2 separate regions of the Homo sapiens genome follow, and region 1 is linked to region 2. A link is a loop called in an ENCODE intact Hi-C map of the cell type or tissue named here. Cell type or tissue: dorsolateral prefrontal cortex. All regions are shown on one strand. Each heading gives the region's core, and the rest is flanking DNA. Links, peaks and the distances in the headings are about the cores only.

Region 1 (4,389 bases), core at 141-4,140, 71 kb before region 2:
AGAGATCATATACATATATAAAAGTATATGATATACATTCTATTGGTTCTATTTCTCTGGAGAACCCTGGCCAATAAATCAGTGCTACTCATTGATCAATGTTTCCTTGTCCTGTATGTTTTAAGGTGTCTTCATTTTCTTTTTATGATCCTGAGTTGGCCACCAACCAACAAAAGTATTCTCCTCCTGAGTGGCACACTAGATATTGTTCTCCTAAAAATTCAGTCGAGATTCCAATATTTGGTCAACCCCACAAAAACACTCATGTTCTAGTTCAGTCAGGATAACAAATGAAACAGTTCCCAACTTACCCAACTTCGATTGTCTGACCGAACTCAGGCTCACATGATATTTATGTCTGAGTGCCCCACAAACACACAACTGAATAAACAGCCAATTCACTTCGAAAAATTCCCATTTGGCCACAATCTTGCAGCTGTCTGTGAACTCTGCCCCGCCTGAAACACACTTTGGTGCTACAAAGAGCATTCTCCTCCCCGGACACCATATCCTGGGAAGCAAGGAATTGTTTGGAGATGCTCCCAGCTGGCCACCCAGTCTCTGTCCTCAGGGATCCAGAAAGCTCTGGAGGCTGCCTGGCCCTCGGCACTGACCTGGAGCAGAATTGGGAAGTAAGTGGATGTGGCTTTTTCTACCCGTGGGCTCCAGGAATCAGCCTTTTCCAGCTCCTGTGGAGTCACCCATGAGATTTCCATTAGGAATACCTTTTTGTTTCTCTTGGGACTACTTGTTGTTGGTTTACTTATTTATTTATTTATTTTCATTTTCCATTTTGGCTTTCACATTGCAAAGAATGGGCCATGTGGCAGGGACACCTCTGCTTTGAGGCCAGCATGGGCACCTTACACCCCCAAGTGGGCTGCAGAGCCTAGCCGGACTGAATCCCATCAGCAGGTTCTTTTACTTCTTCCAAGATGGTAGCACTTCCTGCCTGGCAGGCACTGCTGCTAGTCAGGTTGAGAACGTCCACAACTCGCCATCCCCACGTGTGTGCAGACATGAAATGCCTACGTGGCAAATATCAGGCCTGGCAGAACCAGGCAAATATTGACACAGCCAGGTGAGGGGAAGCATTCATTCTTTCTGTCAGCATTTACAAAGCACCTACTAAGTGTCAGGGCTTGTGCTAGGTGCCAAGCAAAACCAAACAGGGCCACTGCCCTCCTTGTGGGAGGCAGGCACGAATCCTATTTATTTTGGGTCTCAGAGTCCTGGTCCCAGAGCAGAGATTCCATAAACATTTTAAATTGTGTGTGTGAGTGAGAACAGGAGAGGAGAGTGCATGGGAGGGTTCGCACCTGACATGCCCACACTAAAAAGCGGACCTCCACCTTTAGTTCCTCCCTAATGGAGAGCCATCACCGACACTCCATTAGGGAGAAAAAAAACAACTCGTTTTTCTCTTGAGAGTCGGAACAGTATTGGTTTTCAATGTTTCAAACCTATGAACAAATACCCCCATGTGTAAAGTCCCATTTCACTCAAGAATCGTCTGTGTTGATCTCAAACACACATTTATGTTTCTTGGTTGGAAAAGAAGAAAAACACTAAACGAATTTTAGTGACCATTTCTTTAAACCTGAGAGGATGGGGAAGCTCAGCTTTCAGACTGTATCAGCAGGGGATGCGATTCCACACTCGGGTGTCATGTGATAGCATTCACAGAGCACAGGAAATACTTCCGCCCGCCCGTCAGCCGGGACAATGGGACTGAAGGTAGCTGGGGGAGAAGGAGGGGTATGAAGGAAATTTCAAGGAAGACAATGAAAAGTTGAGTAAAATCCTTCATTGTCAAAATGAGATCAAATTAGCAATGGTCTCAAAAGCTGTCCAAAGTGAGGGACCCTCCTTCCCCATCAGAGACTTTCTGTTTAAGGAAGTCCACACCAGCAAGAGTTCCCTAAACAGTGTGTTTTAGGAGTACACCCCAAGAACACTCACTGAATTCCCTTTTCCCTAACCTTCTAGAAGCCTTGCCCCAGTTTTATCCCTGTCCTTACTGTTTGCTTAACCCTGTGGGCCAAAGCTCCACTACAGCCATGGATGACTCACAAGCTCAAAATGCCTTCGTCCTAAGCTTCACTAGCCGCACGACTTTACAATTGTTCCCAACACACTCTGTGTGCTACTGCAGGCGTCTCTGGGAAATATTTATCTGCCCCGTTGCAGTTCCAGGTGCAGGTAGAAGAGAGGACGCGGCTGTTGAGGACACAGCTGTTGAATCCATTCCCACCTTTTGCTGTGTACATAAAATACATAGTGGCAGGGCCATAGGACTTCCTGGGCAAGGTAGACCAAGGTGACAGAGTCCAAGTAACTTTGAAAAAAAAAACAAAAACAAAAAGCCCACACACTCTGCCAGGTGTGGTGGCTCACACCTATAATCCTAGCACTTTGGGAGGCCGAGGTGGGTGGATCACTTGAGGTCAGGAGTTTGAGACCAGCCTGGCCAACATGGTGAAACCCTGTCTCTACTTACTAAAAATACAAAAATTAGCCAGAAATGGTGACAGGTGCCTGTGATCCCAGATACTCGGGAGGCTGAGGCATGAGAATCGCTTGAACCTGGGAGGAGAAGGTTGCAGTGAGCTGAGATTGCACCACTGCATTCCAGCCTGGGCAACAGAGTCAGACACTGTCTCGAAAAAATAAAAATAAAAAAAAAACCTCACACACTCTATATACATACTATAGAATATTACTCAGTCATAAAAAGGAGGCCAGGCATGGTGGCTCATGCCTGTAATCCCAGAACTTTGGGAGGCTGAGGTGGGCAGATCATTTGAGGTAAGGAGTTCAAGACCAGCCTGGCCAACATGTTGAAACCCCGTCTCTACTAAAAATACAAAAAAAATTAGCTGGACGTGGTGGTGCACGACTATAATTTCAGCTATTAGGGAGCCTGAAGCAGGAGAATTGCTGGAACCCAGGAGACGGAAGTTGCAGGGAGCAGAGATTACGCCATTGCACTTCAGCCCTGGGTGACAGAGTGAGACTCTGTCTCAAAAAAAAAAAAAAAAAAAAAAAACACAACTAAAAACCCACATGCTGTATATGCATGTGACAGAATATTACTCAGCCACAAAGAGGAATAGTTCTGGTCACCCTACAGTATGGATAAACCTTGAAGATGTGCTGGGTGAAGGAGGTTAGACACAAAGGACCACACATGACATGATTGTATTTATATGAAATGCCCAGAATAGGCAAATCCAGAGAGACAGAAAGCAGATTGGTGGTTTCCAGGGGCTAGGAGGAGAGAGGAATGGGGTGCAACTGCTTAGTGGATAGAGGGTTTCCTTTTGGGGTGATGAAAGGCTTTTGGAACTAGATAGAGGGAGCGGGTGTAGAAATGCCACTGAATTGTGCACTTTAAAATGGTTGGTTTTATGTTAAGTGAATTTCACTTCAATAAACCCACCCCCACACACACGCACACATGCATGCACACTTATTGCTTACATCCCCAAAAGAGGCCATGATTTTTTTTTTTTTTTTTTGAGACAGAGTCTCGCTCTGTCGCCCAGGCTGGAGTGCAGTGGCGCGATCTCGGCTCACTGCAAGCCCCAAGAGGCCATGATTTTAATCTTTGATTTCACCTGGATACCCCTGGCAAATTGTATTTATATTTTAAAAATAAAACTCCTTGGCTTTAGGGGTGTAGAGGGCCCAATTCCAGAACATTTGGATCTCTCCTCTCCGGAGAAACACCATCAACTCAGGAATAGAGGCGTTGAGGGAAGAACACGCAATGGCCAGGACTTCCCCGCCGGCCCGTGTTCCTGATGCATGGCTGATTTCCCTTTAGCCGAATGCAACGATAACAACAGTGTCCTTGGGAAGCCACCCTCCACCCATTGCCTTCCACATCTGCAATAGGGGTTGAATGACATGGAGTTTCTTGTTTCGGTGCTTGAAGAATGATATGGTATGTCAGATGTCACGGGACATTAAATAAAGCTGCTCAGAGATGGAAATTGTTACCGTATTTATTTGGAAGTACCAGCAGCCACTTAATTGCAATTTGCAGAAACAAGCTATTGGCTGAGAGTTATTTTTATCAGTTGATTCCACGGTGGATTAAGTGTTTCTGCCATTTCCAGGGTGAGCATCAAATGCCACAGGCTAACCTTGGAGGCGGGCATCATCTCCCAGTGAGCCTTGGGGGACTGATGGAATTTGGTGAGGCGCTAAAGCACCGGGCCTGCCCGGGGGGCCTACCTCATCTCACAGCTGGTACACAGATCCCTCCCTGAACATACCCCCAAAGAGGCTCATGGCTCATACTCCTGTGTCAGATGAAGGGCCACCACGAATGTCTAGATTATTCCTTTTTTTTTTTTGAGACAGAGTCTTGCTTTGTTGCCC
Region 2 (4,389 bases), core at 113-4,112:
GTGAGGTAGTCACATTTCTCTCAGTGTTCAAAAGCGTGGATAGATACGTAAATACAGGAAACACCATGTCAACCATAATTTTGACTTAAGGTCAGGACTGTTTTATCATTCCAAAATTTGTTCTGTAAAGACATTTCCGTTATTTGAAGGCTGTTTCACTTCCTAGACAGCTCTGGAGTTTTCCCGTTCGTTTTGTCACAGACTCGAGCCTTCAGAAAACCAAGCCTTTCATCTGTGCAACCTCACCCTTCTCATTCTTCAAAAGCATGTGTTGAGAACGGGAACTCTGAAAACATAAGAACCTACTCTGGGATTAAAACGCAAATCTAACCCTTAATAAGCACAGATGGAAGGTCTTTCTGCAAGGAGGTAAAGTTGTTTCCCGAAAACACATCAGTTACTTTTTTCCAGAAAAGAACTTCGAGCAAACCAGAATTATTCTTTTTCCCTGAAAACATGGGGAAGGGAGAAACGATAGGCCAATATAACATTTCTCTATTTTGTTATTTTTTCATTTTTAAAATAAACTGTTGAAATTGTGAGTCACTATATATTTTCTTTTCTTTCTTTCTTTTCTTTTTTTTTTTTTTTGAGACAGAGTCTTGCTCTGTCGCCCAGGCTGGAGTGCAGTGGTGCGATGTCGGCTTACTGCAAACTGCGCCTCCCGGGTTCAGACGATTCTCCTGCCTCGGCTTCCCTTGTAGCTGGGATCACAGCCGCATGCCACCACGCCCGGCTAATTTTTGTATTTTTAGTATGACATGATTTCACCACGTTGGCCAGGCTGGTCTTGAACTCCTGACCTCAGGTGATCCGCCTGCCTCGGCCTACCAAAGTGTCAATATATATTTTCTTAAGCCAACTCTCTTAGTTTTTAGCTTCTGCCACTCCGCACCTGGACAGGCCTTCCCAGGGCATAGTCATTGCCACCCTGAGGAAAAAAGGAAATGGTCCTGTCCCAAATGGCTGGCTTACCTGTTGCCAGTTTATTTAAACTTTTTAAGGATTAACAGGAATGACTCGAAAGAAGAATATTTAGTTTTATTATTTTTCTTAAATGAAATCCTGTAATAAACTTTTCAGGGAGGCGAATGTCCGTCTGGGAGATCTGTTGAGAAAGTGCCAGGCTTGGGAAGTGGGTGTTAAGTAGAGGGTAGGGAGGATTCCTCTAATAGGATTCTCTCTGTTGCTCTGTTTGCATAATATTGGAAGGAAACATTCCATGAATAATGTAAAACATAGAACTGTGAGAGCCGTTTTAGGGACAAGATGACTTAGCAGGCCAGAAGTGTAACTTATTCTGAATAAGAAAGCAACTCGCTCTTCTTAACAAATTGGAAGAACTGGCTCAGAGGAGTGCGATAAATCACTTCACCCCTCCACGACCCCTTGGTCCCAAGTAAAAGCTGATGGCCTAGATGCTAATCTGGAACTGCAACTCCCAGAACTTCTCCATTAAGCAGCTGGCTGGGTTGTCCTGTTGCGTGAGGTGGCACCGTCAGGATGGCCACTTTGCAGATAATCATGTTGTCTCTCCTCTGATGGAGAGCCACAGGCTCCCAGCGACACCTGCAGCAAGACACACCTAAAAATAACAAGGGGGTGGCTCGGGACAAGACACACCATGAGCCTCCTTTTGTTATCTTGAGTTACCCTCTCTCCTTCCGGCAGGGTCAAGAAGGAATTCTCCAGACCTACCCAAGATCCTTCGCCACCCAAGGACGGTTTCCCACATGCTTTGAGTTTCTTCTCAGGCTGGGCACTGGGACTCCCCTTGGTGGTGGAGGAAGTCCTACCACTGCCCCTGGGCCTCCCCTGAACAATGCTGGGGTTCACCGACTCACTGTCCTTGTCTGCCACCCTCAGCACTATTGATTATAGCTCTAAAAATAGGATCCACCCACCACTGCTCAGAAGGCTGCTCTGCTAGTCATTTCTAGAACATTCTGTGCCACTGTCCATCTTAAGGTGGGTGGGGGCCCAGGTGTTGAGACTCTATCATATCCTCTCCTGGTGCTTATGTTTGAGAGAACATTCGAAAGATTCTCAAGTTCGGGAATTTGGGCCTCCAGGGACCTCTGTGTAAAAATTGTAACTATGATGGGTATTTTCCTGGGGCCATCCATTCCTGCAAAGTGACATGGATGTGCTGTCCTCTGTGGGCTGTGTCTGGAAATAGGTAGCGTCGGACTGTTGAGGCAGCAACCCCAGGACATAATCCCCATATAACGTGGCTCTCTGGAGCAGGCCCAGACCCTCCCGCAGGGCACGCACAGCCCCAGCCACACCCCTGGGCGGGAGCCACAGAATTAGCACAGTCATCTCGGACTGGGAGGGCCAGAGACTCATTGCTGGTAATGTGAGAGAGGCCTGGCAGCGCCTGAGGGGCACAGCTCAGAGTCGACGAAGAAAGGGCCTTTGTCTGAGTTCATGTCCTCCTCGGGCGCAGTGGCGCCCCTGCCGTGGACGGCTGGTCGGCCTCGGAGTGGACAACACTTCCACAGGGAGCACTATGTGGACAGGACAGCTGGCCTTCTGGCCACCCAGTCCCCTCAGATCGCCAGCAAGGGAAGGACAGAGACCCTGGCCTGGGTCTGTTTCAAGCCCTCTTCTGTATGAAGGATGCTGCCCAGGCCAGCAGCGCCGCCCACCTCTGGTGCCCACCTTTTCCACCCTTTGCTTTCTGGTCCTTCCTGCTAAGGGTTCTCTTGGCTGCAAGCTCAAGCCTCAGTGCCATGGCCTTTTTAGACAGTGTGGGAGACAGTTCAGAGCTCTGAGCTCTGTTGAGAAAAGAAAACTGTTTCTGCGTTTGGCAAAGGTGTGGGTTGTCAGCAGAGATCAAAGTTCTGTTCCTGGCAGGGTGAGCACCTGTGACACACCTTGCCCCTCCCCCTGCGCCAATCCCAGAGAGGCGGTGGCATTTCTGACCCTTCCCTTCCACGGCAGGTGGAGCTCACGGGCAACAGTATTTATGAATACATCCATCCTTCTGACCACGATGAGATGACCGCTGTCCTCACGGCCCACCAGCCGCTGCACCACCACCTGCTCCAAGGTATTCCATCCAGAGGGAAAAAAAAAAACAGACTAAAAGCAAGGCGACATTCTTAAATGGAACTCAGGGCTTTGCTTCCCACATCTGCCAAGTGGCTGGGCATGACTAGGACTGCCCAGCCCAGGTCTCTCCAATACACACACAGCACCCACCACGTGGGGATTTGCATTGATACCTGTGTCTTTTAAGCCAATATTCATCAAGCTCCTATTGTTGGCCAGAACCCGTGTTGAGTGCTAGGTAGAGGACAAAAGTGGTGCAAGCCTGCTCCCCTCGTGCTCTTGGGTCAGAATTCCAGGGATTACAGCATCACGGGTCTAGACCAAGCTTCTCCTTAACCAAGATGCCGTGCCTAAAACTCGGGGGTCGGGGGTGGTCCATGACATTTCATGGGGAAAATTACATATGTGTTTCCTCCAGTTGAAATTTGGCATTTCCTTTGCTTCTGATGATAGATGATAAACCATCTTGGGGTCCCTAGTACCTGTGGCTTTGCCAACAATAGAAATCACAGATGTTTTCCATATCATAGGAAAGTTTTGCAGGTTTAAACATATCGCTTATGCCCACATGCCTACTTCAAAATTTCAGGAGTTCTAAGACCTGCTACTGAATCTTCTTATTTATGTATTAATAAAGCAGCACATTTATATCCGTATCACTGTGTTGAAATATTTTGATAATTATTTTCCAATACAGTTGCTTTTTTGGTAATCTTATATATTTTATTTTATGTATTTAAAAATGTTACTCCAAGTAGGGATCTGTAGGTTTTGTGCTGTGGCACAAATCATTAAGAAGCCCTGGTCATTACACAAATGACTCCTTAAATTTCAATTGTGATGAGTGCTAGGAAGATACAGAAGGACTTATTCCAGGGGCCCTGGCCTTTTAACTCCCTCCAACCATCCAGTGAGGCCAACAGGCCTCTTGACAAATGGGTCTTATGTGTGCTTTGGACTATGGCACCCAGCTTGGCCAGAATACCCCAGTGGAACAAAATGCAAAAGAAGAGGCTTTAAGGGTGATGAGAATGGGGTAGCTGGCTGCAGGAAAAACATGAGTTGCATTCTTATTGCTGTCTTCTGGGGGTTGGTGGGGAGAGGTCATTCTCGGGCTGGGAAGAGAGAATACAAAATAGCACACACAGTTGTAAAATCCCTTGCAGACAGTTCTGTGGCCCGCAAGTTCCAGCTCCAGAAATAGTCACTGGAGTCTAATTATTCCTTACCAAGGAGAGAGCCTGGCATGTTGGTTTCTGAAATGAGATGGGGCACCTAGTTGTAGCTAAGGTCTGATTCTTGGATATGATATGTCTGCAGACATCAACATGA

Evidence for each region. Hi-C counts contacts between places; a loop is a spot of excess contacts. Peaks named below come from ENCODE experiments on the same cell type or tissue, not always from the same donor. Only the 100,000 strongest peaks of a DNase experiment are listed, where the experiment ranks them.
Region 1: a loop joins it to region 2, with 2.1 times the contacts of the local background. A loop is called at or near these places in 2 of 110 quality-filtered maps.

Annotation. Positions count from the first base shown.
Region 1 is chr21:36,645,800-36,650,188 of GRCh38, forward strand. The region is part of intron 1 of LOC105369308 (a long non-coding RNA gene); the gene reads right to left. Among named protein-coding and RNA genes, the nearest start is that of SIM2, 51 kb to the right of the region's middle. In dorsolateral prefrontal cortex, for the core only: no CTCF peak of the experiment used is centred there; no DNase peak of the experiment used is centred there.
Region 2 is chr21:36,716,875-36,721,263 of GRCh38, forward strand. SIM2 (SIM bHLH transcription factor 2) reads left to right here. Exons shown (of 11, transcript NM_005069.6): 4 at 2,947-3,055. Among named protein-coding and RNA genes, the nearest start is that of SIM2, 20 kb to the left of the region's middle. RefSeq lists an enhancer at 2,638-3,424. In dorsolateral prefrontal cortex, for the core only: a CTCF peak has its summit at 2,457; a DNase peak (open chromatin) is centred at 2,387; H3K27ac peaks cover 1,009 bases; H3K27me3 peaks cover 1,092 bases.